Regions from separate parts of the Homo sapiens genome. Here regions 1 and 2 are each linked to region 3. A link is a contact called in ENCODE Hi-C data. All regions are on one chromosome and are shown on one strand. Each heading gives the region's core, a stretch centred on a gene start or an enhancer-like site at or near the end of the contact. The rest is flanking DNA. Distances are from core to core; before and after follow the strand shown.

The links. A loop is a pair of places that touch in the nucleus more often than their neighbours do. Pooled maps may share reads with other maps.
Region 1: a map of B cell shows a loop between it and region 3 (13-fold over the local background). The contact joins the promoter of HSD17B11 here to the promoter of TIGD2 in region 3. A Hi-C loop is called at or near these places in 2 of 168 maps with a recorded cell type or tissue (B cell and naive thymus-derived CD4-positive, alpha-beta T cell) and 7 of 50 pooled maps.
Region 2: a map of gastrocnemius medialis shows a loop between it and region 3 (9-fold over the local background). The contact joins the promoter of NUDT9 here to the promoter of TIGD2 in region 3. A Hi-C loop is called at or near these places in 2 of 168 maps with a recorded cell type or tissue (gastrocnemius medialis and naive thymus-derived CD4-positive, alpha-beta T cell), 1 of 37 single-sample maps with no recorded cell type and 11 of 50 pooled maps.

The regions. Positions count from the first base shown.
Region 1 is chr4:87,389,662-87,392,504 of GRCh38, reverse strand. HSD17B11 (hydroxysteroid 17-beta dehydrogenase 11) reads left to right here and starts at 1,317. Exons shown (of 7, transcript NM_016245.5): 1 at 1,317-1,644. The coding sequence starts at 1,435. RefSeq lists enhancers at 450-1,022, 1,036-1,105.
Region 2 is chr4:87,421,109-87,423,922 of GRCh38, reverse strand. It overlaps NUDT9 (nudix hydrolase 9), which reads right to left and starts at 1,350. Exons shown (of 8, transcript NM_024047.5): 1 at 911-1,350. The coding sequence starts at 1,017. RefSeq lists enhancers at 528-1,462, 1,532-1,581.
Region 3 is chr4:89,110,088-89,112,830 of GRCh38, reverse strand. It overlaps TIGD2 (tigger transposable element derived 2), which reads right to left and starts at 1,298. Exons shown (of 2, transcript NM_145715.3): 1 at 948-1,298; 2 at 1-764. RefSeq lists a silencer at 1,041-1,490 and enhancers at 1,571-1,650, 1,681-1,790.

The sequences.
Region 1 (2,843 bases), core at 68-2,567, 1.7 Mb after region 3:
TTAAGTAAGAGGGACAATCGAGTTTGAACTATTTGTGAACTTTGATTTTTTTGTGTGATCTTTCTGGCTCTTAAATATGAAAGTTGACTATTGTCACACAACAAAGTCCCTTCCCAAGCACTGGAGTGTCTTGCGCAAAACCCAAATCCAATGTCTGTCAAAAATGAGTTGGAAAAAAATGCATGCAATACCATTATTAAGCTCTTACTGGACACAAGCCCTAGTTAGGTCTTTTCTTCCAGTAACCAATCTCTAGAATTTTTTCAAGTCACTAGTTAGCATATACTGAATACCCATTTATATAGGCTACAAAACCAAATGTTACATAGGTAATCTTTAGGCTAAATGATTTGCTATTTATTCACTTGAATAAAGATAAAATTCCTAAAGTACAACATATATTTTTTATTTTCAAACTCTAATAGGTCAAGTGAAAAATGATTATTCAAATATACTCTTCTTTCTTGTGGAAACAATCCCTTTAATACGATAACAATTTTTTCTGGCGCTTGATTGAAGCTGTCCTTGAACAGACAAAATTTCCCCTGTCTTCCAGAAATCGTGCTTAGTTCAAACTAAAATGTGATGTAGCGCAATTTCTCAGCTGGAAGCAGAACGATTGGTCTTTTCAGGATCCTTTAAGATAGGAATCTACATTTGCATCCTCTATCTAGTTTTTGTTTTTTAGGACAAAGTCTGGCCTTTTCGTCCAGGCTGGAGTGCAGTGGCGCGATCTTCACTCACTGTAGCCTCCACCTCCTGGACTCAAGCAATTCCCGTGCCTCAGTCTCTCGAGTAGCTGGAACTACAGGCACACGCCACTACGCCTGGCTAATTAAAAAAAAAAAAAAAGAGACCGGGGGTCTCCCTATGTTGTTCAGGCTGATCTCGAACTCCTGGGGTCAAGCGATCCTCCCGCCAGGGCTTCTCAAAGTGCCAGGATCACAGGCGAGAGCCGCCGCGCCCAGCGGCACCCCCTATCTAGTGATAAGCAACCTTCAACTATGAAAGAAGCATCTGGCCTGTGGACACTGTCGGTTATCCTTGGAACTTATCCAATTTAGGAAAACAAGTGAGCAACTAACCCTCCAAGGCCGGCTCACGACACCGGGAGAAAGTGGTGTAAAAGACAATCGCGGCCACACACCGCGTGGGGGCTGCGCAAAGCAGAACTAGGAAGCTTTGCTCCGGTCTGGACTTCGTCCCTCCCAGATCTCTGAGCTAGCAAGCACTGCAGCCCGAGCCAATTGCGAAAGACCAACAAAGCCCAGCCCAGCGGAAGGAACGGTTTCGGAGTTGTTTTTCTTTGATACGGGAGTTCCTCCTTGCTCTCGCCCCTACTCTTTCTGGTGTTAGATCGAGCTACCCTCTAAAAGCAGTTTAGAGTGGTAAAAAAAAAAAAAAACACACCAAACGCTCGCAGCCACAAAAGGGATGAAATTTCTTCTGGACATCCTCCTGCTTCTCCCGTTACTGATCGTCTGCTCCCTAGAGTCCTTCGTGAAGCTTTTTATTCCTAAGAGGAGAAAATCAGTCACCGGCGAAATCGTGCTGATTACAGGAGCTGGGCATGGAATTGGGAGACTGACTGCCTATGAATTTGCTAAACTTAAAAGCAAGCTGGTTCTCTGGGATATAAATAAGGTAACAGTGTTTACTATGTTTTACTTTCTGGTACCTTTAATTTGTGGATGTGTCTGCATTTTGCTGGCAACCACCCTTTACCTCATCTCTGCAAAGCAGGGAGGAAAAAAAAATTAGTATTGCCATTTTGCAGATGGGAGGGCATGAATTAATATGTTGTATGATCACATGATAAACAGACCTAGAGGTTATAATAGTCCCAGTTACTGCCCCATTTGTAAATTGATCCCCATTTTTGCCCTAAGGATAACTCATAATTTTTTCCTGAACCTGATTTCATTGATCCCTCTATTTTAAAAATAGGGAAAAAACAATCGTTTTAGCTATATATTAAAAGAGTAAGAAGCTTGTACCTATTAAGAGAAAGTCCTACTTACTGTTAATGAGAAAAGTGGTTTGAAAGATTATACTCGCCGTTGGCTCACGCCTGTAATCCCAGCACTTTGGGAGTCCAAGGCAGGCGGATCGCGAGGTCAGGAGATCGAGACCATCCTAACACACTGAAACCCCGTCTCTACTAAAAATACCAAAAAAAAATTAGCCGGGCGTGGTGGCGGGCGTCTGTAGTCCCAGCTATTGGGGAGGCTGAGGCAGGAGAATGGCGGGAACCCCGCGGGGCGGAGGTTGCAGTGAGCCAAGATGGCGCCACTGCACTTCAGCCTGGGCGACAGAGCTAGACTCCGTCTCAAAAAACAAACAAAAAGATTATACTCAACAGAAACCAATGCTACATTGCCATAGTTATTGCCAAGAGTAATTTTAAAAAGCATCTTTTCCGGGAGGCTGAGGTGGGGGGTTGCTTGAGCCTGGGAGGTGGAGACTGCAGTGAGCTGTAAACGCCCCACTGCACTCCAGCCTGGGTGACAGAGTGAGACCCTGTCTCAAATTTTTTTAAAAAACATTTTTTACCACGTTTGACCTGTGATACTGAAGGAGTGGCGGGAAAGCATCTTTTAGTAAAAACAATAAAAGGGAAAAAAACTTTCAGTGTAATTTTTTACCTAGGACAAGTGTAGGTGTGGCTTAGGGAGGAGAAGAGGACCTAGAATCCAACCTTTTATTTGACCTTTGGTAGATGAACAAAGGGGTTTCTAGAAGATACCTGATGGCCTGAAACATTATCCATTACACACTAGTTGACATGCAATGCTGTAAACAATAATTCAAAGGATGTGAAGTTAAATGAGGGTTAACCCAGT
Region 2 (2,814 bases), core at 101-2,600, 1.7 Mb after region 3:
CTGCAAAGCCTGAAGCAAAAGGCAGGTTCCCAGTCTACCCATCTGGTACCTGCTCACATGCCCTCAACTGAAACCTTCCTATCTAGGCAACCTGGTACAGAGCCAAAAGTCAATTAGCGACCCATGTACTGAAAACAAGACCTATTACTCATATTAATCAAAATATAGACAGATAACCAGTGCCCATCACATGTTCGAGAAAAAGCAACAGAAGGAAACAGGACCAAAAAGACACAGAACAATTGACCAACAGTAAGTAAATTATTTAGGAAATAGATTTTTCTAATTATCATCTTTGTAGATTCAAGACTTTTAATATCTATAAAATAAGAAAAGGCTGCTGCACCTAGGACCCTGTGTTTACTAACTCAAAGAATAAAAACTGGAGAAGGGAAGAACAGAAGGAGGCAGTGTAAGACACCATAAATCCCTAAATTTAACCACAATAGACAAATTATTAAAAAAAAGGAGGTAGATAGTAAATATAATATATTGTCCACCCTGGAAAGGGGACAGGGGGAATAGTGATTTTACTTTTCATTTTACATTTTCAAGTTGTTTTAACTATGTACATGTATTAATACTAATAATAATGTTTTAAGTATTAACCATAAAAAAATGGCACGGGACACCACCACCCCAAACAATTGCTATTTAAACTCTCTCGTGATACTAACAATGATTTACAGAGAATGGCAAATTTCAAAATCAGAAGTCAAGAAGGGTCCCTGCCACTCGTTTTCCTCAAAAGGCAGATAAAATATTTTAGAGCCTTTTTGAAAACTTGTATATGACTATAAAAACCCGAGAGGCAAAGCAAAGCCTACAGAATACGCCAGAAAAAAAAGCTGCTTCCCACCCCCAACTCAAGGTCTAGGGCAAAGGAGCCGGTAGTAGGAGGGTGGAATACCTGAACGCCTGGATGCCGCGGCAGCGCGAGGACCTGATAGTCACAGAGGCCAAGGCCAGAGAGAGAGACACCGCGGCTAAAGCCTTTCCCAGGAGGCGTCCCGCCATGAGCGCCCCGAGGGCGGCTTTGCGATGCTAGGTCGCTCTTAGTTGGTGCCTCCGCCTCCCCACACCCCACAGCTCCGAGTCCCGGCCGCGGGTATCTGATGGGCACTAGGACCTGTCTGCCGTTGGGTTCCCGAACGGGAGTAGCTGTGCCTATCTATAAATCACAGATCAAGAGCCCTCCCACGATAAGAGTCCACCGCTTTCCCCAGTGCATCGAGAAAAATCCAGACCAGCACGTGACGCCGAAGCCTCCAGCGCCAGCTGCCTGGGGAAACCGCGGCCACGAACCTCGTAACTTTCTCTCTGCGTAATGGCGCTTTACGGCCGCGCCGCAAAGCAAAGGTCGTGCGTTGCCGGCTTGGTAGCGCCTTCCTTCTCCGACTTCCCAGACTTCCCAGTCTGCGCAGGCTTACTTGGGGACGCAGGGAACTACCAAGAAAGTGTCAGAGGAAAGGAAAGGTGAAACAGACGAGGAACTGGAACGGGAATAAGTGGGAAAGAAGCCAAGGGGTTTGAGAGAGACTTGCTGCCCTGGGTTTTTGGTTTTTGTTTTTTGAGACAAGAGTCTGGCTCTGTCGCCCAGGCTGCAGTGCAGGGGCGCGATTTCAGCTCATTGCCGCCTCAACCTCCTGGGCTTAAGCGAGTCTCTTGTCTCAGCCCCCGACGTAGCTGGGACTACAGGCACACACCGCCATACCTGGCTAATTTTTGTATGTTTTGTAGCGACAGATTTTTGCCATGTTGCCCAGGCTGGTCTCCAACTCTCAAGCTCAAATAATCCAACTGTTTGGGCCTCCCACAGTGCTGAGGTTACAGGCCTCAGCCAACGCGCCTGGCCCTGCTCTGGTTTTTTTAGGGAGTAAGTTGTTGCGGAAGGACGCAGGTCTTAGCCATATTTTTGAATAATACTTCGTTATGGGAATGAAACCGCCTTTGCAAAATTATGACTGATTTGGGAGGCCGAGGCGGGATCACTTGCAGTCAGGAGTTCAAGACCAGCCTGGCCAACGTGGTGAAACCTCGTCTCTACTAAAAATACAAAAATTAGCTGGGCATGGTGGTAAACGCGCCTGTAGTCCCAGCTGCTCAGGAGGATGAAGCAGGAGAATCGCTTGAACCCGGGAGGTGGAGGTTGCAGTGAGCCAACGTCGCACCACTGCACTCCACCCTGGGCGACAAGAGTGAAACTACGTATCAAAAAAAAAAAGAAAAAACCTCTGCTCCCTGAATGCTCAGGGAGACTGATTTGAGTAATAATAGAACTCCGGTCTCACACAGCTGGCTCTGCATGAATTACTCTTTCTCTATTGCAATTCCCCTGTCTTGATGAATCAGCTCTGTCTAGGAAGCGGGAAAGGTGAACCCCTTGGGCGGTTACAGCAAGAGGAGATAGTCCAGAGACTCAGCCCTCGTATCTTGAAGGGTTTCTTGGTTTTTTGTTTTTGTTTTCTTAACCAAGTTGTCTGCTCCAATTGCTGGATTTCATTCACAAGGCTTTGCTAGGACCAGTTGTGGCCCTTGGAAACTCGTGGAGGAGAAAAGCTGTGAAAATAGGCACACATGCTGGAGGAGGAACAGAGGGCAACACACATAATACTGGATAATAAACTTGAGAGGCAAAAATTAAACAAACCGACAAACAAAGTTGGAAACCCAGACTGTCCAAAGCAGCTTGTAATCAGGCTTACTTCATTTATATTAGCTTATTGATGTGGCAACTATTTGACTTTTACTTACATGATCCGCTGTTTCTGTGGTGTGGTTCCAATACACCGACGTTACAAAACTTTGACCATC
Region 3 (2,743 bases), core at 49-2,548:
GGTCTACGTGAATCTACTTGCTATTTTAAAACTTACAAACTTCCTACAACAAAGCCTAGCGCCAATTAACTCTTATCTTCTATCTTTCTTCCTCCTCAGGGTTCAGGGTCTTTCATGAAGTGCAATCACACTAGAGGCTAGAAACTGTACTGGTAAGGCTTCTAAAACAGTACTATTGCATACTCAATTCTTGCCATCCTTGCAGGTAATGTTCTTTGCCAGAATAGCCACTAAATCTCAGGTGGAAGTATTTTAGGAAATGTGCTAGGGAGTAAACAGTTTAAGTCAAGAGAGGACTTGCAAACTTGACATACAGGAAAATACAATGGGAAAACTCACCCTCTGACTATGTGGTCTTTGTCAAGCAGTGGATTGTATGGAATGCTGTCTCTCTAGGCACGGACTCTGCTATAGGTTGCGCAAGTGAGTGCTTGTGGAAATCATACGCAAGAGAAGATGACCCGGACAGAAGTGAACAGTGCAAATAAGGTGAAAGTGGAACAGGCAGAAAACTCTACTTTAAAAGCGACTTAAACCTACTAGATTTGGCAGCTGGAAAGGAGGATAGTGGACATGTGATGTCACATTACTAAAGAAAGCATCAAAAAAACTGCATCGGTGGAAATGAGGACCCAAGGTAGAGGCTATGGGGTGGCAGGCTCGGTGAAGATGATGTTACAATAATCCTGGTGAAAGACGATCCTCGATGGACCAACAGAAGCAGTTCCTGTGGGGGCTGTAGAGATACTCGGAGGCTCCGAAACCTAAAGGAAAATACCAAAAACATTTTCTTTCAATTCAACATCAGGATCTGTGGCATTATCCACATTTATCCTGCAACTATGTTGAGAAAATTAACGCCTCCTATCAATGTGATAGCTAAATACGACAAATAATGCTTTCAGGCATAATCTGGGGTGACAGAGAGAGGGACCTGAAGAGCCTACCTCCTGAAATTAAGAGGTCAGGGAGAAGCCGTGTTAGCGAGGGCCTCTCCCCGCTGGGCGAGCTTCAGAGCGCGGGACGTCTTTCCTCCCGCGGAGGGAGCCCGGATTCCGCCTGGACGCCGGCGACCAGGATGTCACTGCTGCAGCCAGCCAGCCAGCGGGCGGCCGCTTGGCACAGGGAACGCCAGTCCGCCGGCCCCGGGCATCGCCCTGGGACCGCCTGCGCGGCGCCCAGACCACACTAAGCGCAAATGGAGTCTCCTGAGGCAGGCTGGCACTGGTGGCCCGGCAGCGGCGAGGGACGAGCGGAGAGGGACGAGCGTCGCCGCCGGAGCCGGAAGGCGGGGGATTAGAGAGCACGCGCGCGCCCCCGCAGAACGTTGTGCCGGCGAGGGGGCGGGGCCTGCGCGGGTGAGCGCACGCGGCCCGGGGGAGGGGACTCCGGCGAGCGGGCGGGAGGGGCGGGGGCCCGGCAGGGGTGCGTCTCTAGGCGCTGCGTGGGTTCCACTCACCGCCTGGCCGTTTCGGGGCCGCAGTGCCTCCCTGGCCGGCAGGGGGAGGCACACGCTCGCCTTGTCCTGGCGCTTTTCCCAGTGGCCCGGCTCTGCCGACGAGGCTCTTTTCTCCCTAGGGGGAAATTTTAAAATCTCACCCCCCCAGTGCTGGGGGGAAAGCGGAGGATCCTCGCGTGCCGGGAGCGGGCTGCGAATGGGGCAGGGCGAGCGCACGTGGGGCGTGTTTACAAACAGCAGCCGCGCCGCCTTGCGGAGGCGGTCCAGGTGTCGGAGCCCAGAGTCAGCGCGCGTGGAAAGTGCTAGCCCGAGCGAGGATCATGAGGCACGGTAGGAGCCGGCGGACGTGGGTTCCGGGCAGGAGCTGGGGCGTTCGCTCGGCAACACCCAGCCGGACAAGCCCAGGGTGCCGAGGCGCGGCGGGCTGCGGTAGAGCCGAGTGTCGGGTCAGCGCTCCCCGGTGCTGATGCTCCGAAACTCGTCACAGTCGCTGTAGAGACGGACCCTTTGCAAAATCGACAGCACCTGGGAGACCCTTGAGCCAGTGGGAGGCGTCGTGGTAAATTTCCTGCCGTGCCTCGACGCCCGGGGCTTCTCAAGTGGAATCGGGGAATTGCGCTTTGACTGATACTCCCTTTATTTGTTTCCAACGGAGACATCTGCGGAAGGGTCACCGCCTTCCTGGAGGAGAGAGTGGTGCACCTCCACCTTGCACCACCTGTTTCCTGGGAAACGCGGTCAGGCTGCCTTCCTTTCCGTCTTGTGTGTGCGTGTCAGTTTGAAAAATTGGAAATTCTTCAGTGAATTATCTCTTCCATATGAACATAAATGTAACCTTTTCGTTAACACAAAGTAACATAGTAATTCGTCATTTCTTTGACAAGGCCATATACTGTTTCTGGAATTTCAGAAACTTGGAGATGGAAATCAAAGCGAGCATACTGTAGAAAACAGATGTTGATTCTAAGCCTTCTGTTTGACTCCGCCGCCAAAACTGCTCAATTGCCTTTCTCAACATAGCAGCCTTCCACTATCTGGCATGACAGAAATTCTTTGATCTAGTTATGTTGTGAGGTTGTAAGTGGCTTTTGGAGAATACCTGCTTTTAGACCTCCCCTCTTCCCTGCCTTCCATTTGGCTTCCAACAAGCCAGTCCCTTTCTGGAAGTCCTGGTTGCCTGTTTTGGGTACATTATAACTTACTTCATGGTAGTTTTATATAACTTTACAAAATATTCTTATTTTCCCTGATACCTGTGAAGAGCGTGAAAGACTGCTAGAACAG